Linked DNA regions of Homo sapiens: region 2 is linked to region 1. The links are chromatin contacts, found by Hi-C or POLR2A ChIA-PET in ENCODE. All regions are on one chromosome and are shown on one strand. Each heading gives the region's core, a stretch centred on a gene start or an enhancer-like site at or near the end of the contact. The rest is flanking DNA. Distances are from core to core; before and after follow the strand shown.

What was found. Hi-C counts contacts between places; a loop is a spot of excess contacts on that map. ChIA-PET counts read pairs that join two places held with the same protein, here RNA polymerase II (POLR2A). Pooled maps may share reads with other maps.
Region 2: a pooled map shows a loop between it and region 1 (6-fold over the local background). The contact joins two enhancer-like sites. A Hi-C loop is called at or near these places in 1 of 168 maps with a recorded cell type or tissue (stomach), 1 of 37 single-sample maps with no recorded cell type and 4 of 50 pooled maps. POLR2A ChIA-PET finds 5 or more read pairs at or near these places in 3 of 52 experiments (BJ, Caco-2 and HepG2).

Annotation. Positions count from the first base shown.
Region 1 is chr22:33,322,217-33,327,119 of GRCh38, reverse strand. All of the region lies in intron 10 of LARGE1 (LARGE xylosyl- and glucuronyltransferase 1), which reads left to right. Among named protein-coding and RNA genes, the nearest start is that of MIR4764, 110 kb to the left of the region's middle. RefSeq lists an enhancer at 1,605-1,654. Within about 2 kb of position 1,464, at least 2 of the 41 ENCODE cell types and tissues checked have a DNase peak (open chromatin) inside an H3K27ac peak, as active enhancers do.
Region 2 is chr22:33,490,345-33,494,593 of GRCh38, reverse strand. The region is part of intron 6 of LARGE1 (LARGE xylosyl- and glucuronyltransferase 1); the gene reads left to right. Among named protein-coding and RNA genes, the nearest start is that of MIR4764, 56 kb to the right of the region's middle. Within about 2 kb of position 2,118, at least 2 of the 41 ENCODE cell types and tissues checked have a DNase peak (open chromatin) inside an H3K27ac peak, as active enhancers do.

The sequences.
Region 1 (4,903 bases), core at 215-2,714:
GTATCTCAGAAGAATCCCGGAGAAAGCCCAGAATGCATTCCTGCTCTCACGTGCGAGCCGCATGTCGCCAACTCTTCAGTCACGCAGCAGGCAGCAGAGCCCAGGATGGACAGACCCAAAACCCTAAGACAGGCTAGGCTGCTCAAGGCCAGTCTCCAAAGGACCCTCCAGGAATGTGTTAAGCTCCAGAGAGAGGGGGTGAAGGGAAGAGGAGCTGTGGGATCAAGAGACTCAGTGGATACAAGTCTGGGCCACGGTTTCCCCTTGTGGCCTGGCTGCTTTGATCCTGTTCAGCTGCAACTTACACAGAGCCCTGTTTGACCCCTCTAGGCACTGGTTGTCATCTCTCTGCACTTGCCAGGTGTTCGGCCCTCCCTTGTCTATAAAGCAGCTCCCTCCCTTCCTCTCCTTTCCACCATATCTCCCTTTCTCAAGTGGCATCTCTTACTTGTGCAGTAGATAAGAAGGCAGCTCTGGAATGAGGCTGCCTCATGTGAAATCCCAGCTGGACTGCCAGCTGTGGGATTCCTGGTGATCTGCTTAAACTCCCTGCACCTCAGTTTTCTCATCTGTACGATGGAAATTAGTTATTCCTATCTGATAGACTTAAGAGGAATCAATAAAGTAAGACAGGGCCAGGAGCTTAGAACAATGTGGCAGATGGCAAAGGCCCCCCAGAATTAAGGTTTGTGTTGTGATTGCACTGTGTTTGTAATTAGTGACTGGCTTCATTGCCTCTCCTCCTAGACCATAGGAATAATACAAGTGCAGAAGCAGGAGCTCATTCCCCATTCCTAGCACAAGACTTGGCATAAAATAAGAGCCTATGAATTGTATGTGATGCGTGAATTAATACTGATAACTGGGAGGGAGGAGACCAAGCCTTTTTCTTATCTCCTCCAAGTCGAGGTCAGGGCTGGGCAGACCCTCTCTGAACCTTCACTCAACAGTCCTGAATGCAGCCCCCTACCTCCCTGCAAAAGAATGAAAATGGACTCATAGTTTGGTTTCCTTAGTAAAAAAATGCTTTGGGTTCCTGGAACTTGTTGATTAATACACACAGCAGGCAACGAGGAAGGTCGTGAGCTTTTTCTGCCTGTCTGTGTGGCTTAATAAGATGTAACTGCTTTGTGGAAACCACAGGGACAAGCTCTGGGTTAGGTTTCAGGAGACCAGAGTTGGAGCCCCAGCTTCTCTGAGCACCTTGGGCCCTCATCTGTCAACTGAGGGCCCTAAGGGCAGCCTTGCCTGTCTCATGCAAGCGCTGGGGAGGAGTAAAAATGAAATAGTGGATACGAAGCCACCAAAAAGTGAAAGCAAGTTGAAAGTGCAAAGCAACATGCTTGAGTGGTAATTTCCCCATCAGTGATTTCACCCATTGCCCCAAGACATCAGAAGGAGGGGTGTCACAGGAAGGAAGAAACGGGGCCTCCCAGACTCCTTAATTGGTCCATCGTACTATGTCTCCATCACTTACAGGCTACAAGCATTCAAATGTGCCTGTTAGTCAAGGTAGCACAAGCAGCTGTAATGTGGCTCAACCTGCTGGAACCTTGCAGAAAGTCCACATGGGTGTTCATGATTGGCAGGTAGTTTTTCTGCAGGTTGAAGGACCCAGGCTCCTTTTGTCTTGTGGCTCTGCCCTCCACAGAACCCCAGCCTGCTCTACAGGATTCTCTTGCTCTGGCTGTCAGCCAAGAAAAGAAGGCGAATAAAATTTGTTCCTGAGCAAGGCTTCAGAGTGGTGCCTGTACTAGCCAGAGCCTTTCCAGACTCCAGTGGCCAGAGCTGTATCACAGAGTTATTCTTAACTGCAAGGAGGCTGGAGATACAGCCTAGCTCTGTGCCCAGGAAGAGAGCAAAATATGGATATTGGTGAGCACAGGATGTTTCTGCCACCATGTGAAATACATGTGTTGAGTCCTCTGCAGTCACAGAATCGTTTACTGTTAGAACTAGAAAGAAGCCCAGAGGCTGACCAACTAGGCATTGTAGTGAGTTGGTTACCTGCAAGAATTCAGAGGAAATACACCTGGGTTTGAATCTCAGCTACTCTGTTCGCGCATTGTATAACCTTAAGCAATGGCTAAACCTTTCAGATGATGGATGTCTTCTTCTACTAAAGAGGACTAAGAGTGGTTCTTGATCTGTAGAGTTGATGTGAGTCTTACATGAGAAAGAACCTGCAAAAGCTCTCCCCACTTTACCTGACCCAGTGAGTGCGTGATCCTTGAGCGTCACTTTAGGAAGTCCAAACCCTTTGTCTTACTAATTCAGAGACATGACTTGCTCAAGGTCGCATAGAAAATGAGTGTCAGAGATATCAGGTCTCGCTTTTCAGTTATCCCCATAATCTCACTCCTTAGTTTGCGCAACTGTGAACAGAAGTCTCTAAGGCCAGAGCACAGGATGCACTTGTACTCCCTCTGGATCCTCAGGTATAACCAGCCATCATTTCCAGCAGCTCAAAAAGTCAGTCTAGGCCACTGTCCTTAAAGATGAGGAGAAATAAATGCAAACTGCCTAACGGGCCATTTTCCCTTGGGTCCAAATTTCCCTCTGCCTCAGCTGGCTGCCCAAAGAAGCAGTTTAGCAAATGCATTTTATCTCAGGAGAAATCTGTCTTTTGTTTCTGTGCCTCCCTTGTCAGGAGCCCTCTGTTCCCTGTGGCAGTGGCCAGAGAGCAGAGTACAGTAGCATTCAGACCCTGTTAATGAAATACTCCCTCCGGCTCCATGGCTCCCCAGAGAAATTACCCAAACCCTGGGTGAAAAGGAGGCAGGTTTTGTTTTTGGCTTTTTTGTTGTTTGTTTTGGGGGGGGGGTTGTTTGTTTTTGGCTTTTTGTTTTTGTTTTTTTGGCTTTTTTTTTTTTTTTTTTTTTTTTTTTTTTGAGATGGAGTCTTGGTCTGTTGCCCAGACTGGAGTGCAATGACATGATCTCAGCTTACTGCAACCTCCACCTCCTGGGTTCAAGCTGTTCTGCCTTAGCCTCCCGAGTAGATGGGGTTACAGGCACCCACCACCACACCTGGCTAATTTTTGTATTTTTAGTAGAGATGGGGTTTCCCCACGTTGGCCAGGCTGGTCTCGAACTCCCGACCTCAGGTGATCCACCCGCCTCAGCTTCCCAAAGTATTGGGATTATAGGCGTGAGCCACCGCATCTGGCCAAGGAGGCAGTTTCTAAACTGCTAGAGTCTCCCCATTGAGATAACATTAGCCACGCAGTCAGGAATAAGCGAGCCTAAATTAGAATTTGAAAAGGTACATAATATAATCATAACCACATTGCTTAGGTTTGGGTAGCACTTTACAGTTCACAAAGCAGTTTTACGTGCATTAGCTCATTTGAGAAAATTGCAGGGAATTAGTTAACTACAGAAAAGTTTAAGAAGCCAATAAAATTCATCTGTGAATCCACCACTCAGAAAATCTTTGTTAACATTATAATGTGTTCCCTTCTTTTTTTGAGTGGGTTTTTCTTTTTCCTTTCGTCTTTTTCCTGCACTGGGACCACAGTTTTTTATGGCCTGCTTCGTTCATGGAACATTGTGTCTTCCACCATCTCATTTGATTCTCACCTCCATCTCCTGGGAAGAAGTAATTGTGTTGTGAAATGTCCCTGGTTTGAGGTCCGAAGACTGGATTCCCATCCTGGACTTCTTCTCGCTCACTGAAGCAGATTACTGAAAGCTCCTGAGCCTTAGTTTCCTCCTTTGTACAACAGATATGTGTGCTGAAGGATTAAATTGATGAAGCAATGCACCTGAAAACATTTAGCATTGCGCCAGTCACATAGTAGGTACCCAGTTAGTATTAGGTGGATCAAGGTGCAAAGCACCATGTAGAGGAGAAATGAACATGCAAGTTCAAGGATGGCTTCTGGTTGCCCCAGAGTCCTGTGGACAGGTACGTCTGACAGCATACCTTTCTTTCTTTCCTGTTTTGTTTTTGTTTTTTGTTGTTGTTTTTGTTTTTGATGGTGGTGGTTGTTTTTTGAGACAGAGCCTCACTCTGTCACCCAGGCTGGAGTGCAATGGCGTGATCTCGGCTCACTGCAACCATCCCCTCCCAGGTTCAAACGATTCTCCTGCCTCAGCCTCCCAAGTAGCTGGGACTAGAGGCGCACGCCACTGCACCCAGCTAATTTTTTGTATTTTTAGTAGAGACGGGGTTTCACGGTGTTAGCCAGAATGGTCTCGATCTCCTGACCTCATGATCCGCCTTCCTTCGCCTCCCAAAGTGCTGGGATTACAGGCATGAGCCACGGTGCCCGGCCACCTTTTTTTTCTACAATACCCACTGTGGTTGGTAAATGACAATATTCCCTAGATAATACCCTTTATACACTGCAGCAAGGGCTGCAAGTGAGCTTGGGATGTGGATGCCACCAAATCCCATTATTGGTACCATGAAGTTCAGAGCTGGAGGTGGCCTCTTCTCCAGGACTGCCCTAGTCCATCCCACTAGGGCAAGGTGTACTTTGGAAGTCCTCGGAGCATCTCCGTTGACCAGTACTCCCTCTCCTAACATACAGGGGCTGAGGACATCCAACAGAGGCTTGCTGAACATCCAAGATGGATCACATCAGCCACGCAGTCAGCAATAAGCAAGCCTAGGTTAGGATTTGAAAAGGTACATGATATAATCATAACCACATTGCTTAAGTTTCTGCAGCACTTTAGAGTTTACAAAACACTTGACATGCATTAGCTCATTTGAGAAAAATGCAGGGAATTAATTAACTACAGAAAAGTATAAAGAAGCCAATAAAATTCATCTGTGAATCCACCACTCAGAAAATCTTTGTTAACATTGGATATAGAACCTGGATATTGCTAGGTTCAGATGGTTCAGAAATGAAGGGGATACAGCTCCTGCTGTTAGGAGCTCACCATATGGA
Region 2 (4,249 bases), core at 869-3,368, 170 kb before region 1:
GAACCATTTAAAATATACAGATTTGTGAGGAATCAATGCTATGGATCTAACCAATTAAAATAGAATATGGTGGCATGATAGCTAATCTTTTAATGGAATCATTGTCATTTTCTTCTACCATTTTGAGCACTAACTGTGTTAAACACCGTACTGAGCACTTCCACATACATTAATCTTTGTTATATTTTAGAAGCAGCTCAGTCACTTTATTCATTTACGTAAGCTGTCAAGTAGCATTTAACCAAGGGAAACGTCCTCAGTTAATCTTCACAACAGCACACACAAGCCATCTCCATTTTATGGGTAGGGAAACTGAGGCACATCAGTTCAATTCATTGCCCAGGACCCAATAACCTATAAGTGGAAAAATTCCAGATCCACAGCCAGGGCTTTTTGGCTTCAGAGCTCATCAAAGACCATATGCAAAGCTTTCTCTCAGCACAGCTTTATACAGCTGTTGAGCATCAATGCTGTCTATAAATTAGTGTTCAAACTTGGCATCTGTGCTGAAGAGCTTAAAAGTTAATTTCTCGTATTTGTCCTTGGACCTGTGTTAGCCACGGAGTGGGCATCGCCTTGCACAAAGTAGCACCTTTTAAATGAGAGCCTTCACTAGAGATTGAGCAACTGCTGCGTACTTTGCAAATAGAAAGTGTCTTGTGACTGCCACCCAGTTGGAAGATGTAGAGCCCTTGTCAGCACCTGGGTTTGGAGGGTCTCTTAATTATGTCAGGAGTCTGGGCACACTGATATTTATTAGCTCTATACTATGCAGATGTGGACCACAGAGGCTGGGTACCTGGAGTCATTGTTTAAAATAAAGGATCTTGAGTGCAGCTGTGTGGCTGTGAATCCCAGCCCCAAGACATCCCAACTAGGTCACCTTGGAAAAGTGGTTCAATCCCTCTGTCTGCAGTTTCCTCATCTGCAAAATGGGTATGATCATACTGCCTACTTCATAGGGTTGCTGCTGTTGTGGGGGTGGGTGTTGATTTGGAACTATCCACATAAATAAAGCATATTGCCCAGTACTTGGACCAGCACTCAGACTTGGCTGTCATCACCATTAGGTTGAACCATTTTATCACCTCCACAAATGTCAGATGTAGACACATTAAAAAATTCCATGCTCAGGCCGGGCACGGTGGCTCACACCTGTAATCCCAGCACTTTGGGAGGCCGAGGTGGGAGGATCACCTGAGGTCAGGAGTTCAAGACCAGCCTGGCCAACATGGTGAAACCCCGTCTCTACTAAAAATACAAAAATTAGCTGGACATAGTGGCGCGCGCCTGTAATCCCAGCTGCTAGGGAGGCTGAGGCAGGAGAATCACTTGAACCCGGGAGGTGAAGGTTGCAGCGAGCCGAGATCGCACCACTGCACTCCAGCCTGGGCGACAGAGCAAGACTATGTCTCAAAAAAAAAAAAAAAAAAAAAAAAGGCCACCATGCTTGTAGAGCTATCCATTTGGATAGAGATGGTTTTAGCAGGAAGGAATTTGAAAGAGGACCCTCGAGTTATGTGCCAGAGCACTGCTACTCTTCTCACTTACACAGGCATTAAACACAATTTTGAATTTAATGGGATACTCTGATAATTTCTCTTTTGTCCTGAAAATGGATTGTTAGAGAGGAAGCATCACAGCAGAGTATGTTGCCTTTCAAAACAGGGTGCGCATTGCCCACCCGCCGCCCGCATTTCCCTCCTCCCTCCCTGTGGAGATTCAGCTTTTATCAGATACTGTTCAAAGCCCCCAGGACAAGGACAGGACGTCCTTTCATATGAAAGTAATTTAAAACATGTTTTGTTTTGTTTTGTTTTCAGTTAGCACACAACCATATTATGAGGTAAAATTTAAAATGTGCACAATTGATTAAAAATTGAGACTTCAAAGAAATCACTCGCTCATTGGCAGGCTAATTTGGGCTGTATATTCGTTCTCAAGGGCTCTTAGGAATTGTGTAAGTGAAAGAATTTGCAAAGCTCCCGGAGCTTGCAGCCTGTGCCTTCAGACACAGCAGCACGGAGTCCCCACTCTGCTTCCTGTTTACTGTGCAACTGGAGTTTGTTACTTAGAGGCTTAGTTTCCTCTGCTGAAAATCAAGATAGCACTTTCCATTTCAAAGGGTTTGAGGGGACAAAGGAGATTCACAGATGTAAAGGGAAAGTGTGGTGCCCAGGAGGTGGTTTGCACCCAGTGTAGTCCCCCCACTCCTTTGCCTTCACTTGAAAGACGCAAAAGTGTCACTGGCAATGTTGTGCACAGAGCAGACGTCAGAGAATCAAGATGGGCCTGCTTCCTGCCATGGACTTTGGACCCTGCAGCCCCAGCTTCTTGCTCTTTGTGCCTCTCAGCTATAGGGGCTTAATCTGGGAGCTTGGAGTGTCACCATGCCTCCCTTGCATCTCCCTCAGTGATGCATTGGCTCATCTGTCACCTGCCAGTGGCCGACAAGGCCCCATCAGTCTTGCTGTTACCTATTTATCTACCTGCTTTTTCTTCTTTCTGTCATCACTCATTTAGTAATTCAACACTATTCTGGCACCCACTCTGTTCAGAACACTGCCACTGATACTTTTGTATCTTTCTATTTTGAAATATTCCATGAAACTCTTCTTACCATTTGTGGAGCCATAAGGCCACATCAAGGGGTCGGCCTTTCATCTCAGCAAAAATTTTGCATTTCAGCTGCCTCGGGAATGGTTTTCTTTCCCCTCGACCTTGTCTTTATTTCATAGTAATTTAGCCACATCTTGAATTCCTCGTCTTTTCTGTTTGAGTTTGACAGTTTTATTTTGTTTCAACTATGCAATACTAGCCTTCAAGACTGATAAATTCATATTATTCCAAAGCTTTTAGTACCTACCCAATGGTGGGCACAAAAATGGGGCTGTAAGATCGACTTATGATTAAGTTCCAATTTCAGATTAAGTGGTTTATTGTCTAGGCAGAGCTCCTTGTGATTTCTCCTTTATAGGCAAAGAGCTGAGGCTCAGGAGAAATCCAGGCAACCAACATTTTAATTAAAAGGAAGTTTTGAGAAGATTCTTTCATCTTCAGAATTTTCTCTCACCTTGAAGTGAGCGTCGAGCATTGTCTTTTAAATTATTGAATCTGGGCTGGATGGGATAGCTCAGTTGGGAAAATGCGTTCATCTTTTTTAACTACTTTTATCAGAGGTTCTGTCTGACCCTCCATGCATGTGGGTATAATGACCCCAACCTCTTTCTAGCTGTATGCAGTTATATGTAAAACCGCTTCCTGCTCTTTCCTACATAAAAATTCTTGCATTGTATTTTTACATTATTACATGTAGTGGGTGGCCAGCTATCAGGAAACAGCATTTTAGTGCCCTCGAGCTTTTAAAATGTCCCTAAATTTGGAGGTAGACATAGAACAACAATACTATTAACAATTCCATATACTGTGTACCAACACTGTCATATTAAGAGATGTATATCCTCTCAACTGCCCTGAAAGCAGCTTTGTGTTGTCCTAATTTTACAAGAGAAGATCCTTGTAAACAAAGATGTGTCTGGCTGAGGTGGTCTCACAGCAATTGAAGGGGATGTTTGGGTCTCAGGCTCAGGTTTGTCTGGCTGGGCTGCTGAAATTCTTGCCACTTTCTCTCAGAGAACATGTAGGCAACAATAAAGAGAAAAACAGGAGTAAGAGAGAAGAGTACCCAGGAAACTGGCGACAATGGTAGGAAGAGGTGAACAACAGAGAAAACTCAAGAAGTGGAGCAGCTCTGCAGCTCATGGTCACCGGCGAAGAGCTACTAAAGTGTCAGTCCTGTGGGTTTTGCAGACAAAGCATCTCCACCATATTTGAATGTGGAGAGTGTCAGAGATGATGTAAAGAGTCAGTAACTACCTCTAACTTGGGGCAATGCCTTCAAATGTGAACCTTCTCTTTAGTGAGCCGGGAAGCTGTATGGGATTCCCAGGTACTATGGCATCCACTATCAGATTGATCTGACTCTAGTTGGAGACTAAAATCAGAAGCGTTGCAGCAGTGTACTGGATAATGAATGGAGTGATGTAGTTAGAAAACAGTTGGCCTACAAATAATTCTATTTAGAGTAGTAATAGTAGTTATAGAAACAACACATGTTTACTGAGCCGTTTTCATGTTCTTGGCACTGGGCTAAACACTTTACATGCACTATTTCATTTAAATTGCACTATTTCATTAAAATAACATCTCAGTCCTTTGTGAGAGACGAATGAGGTGGAAAGAAAATAAG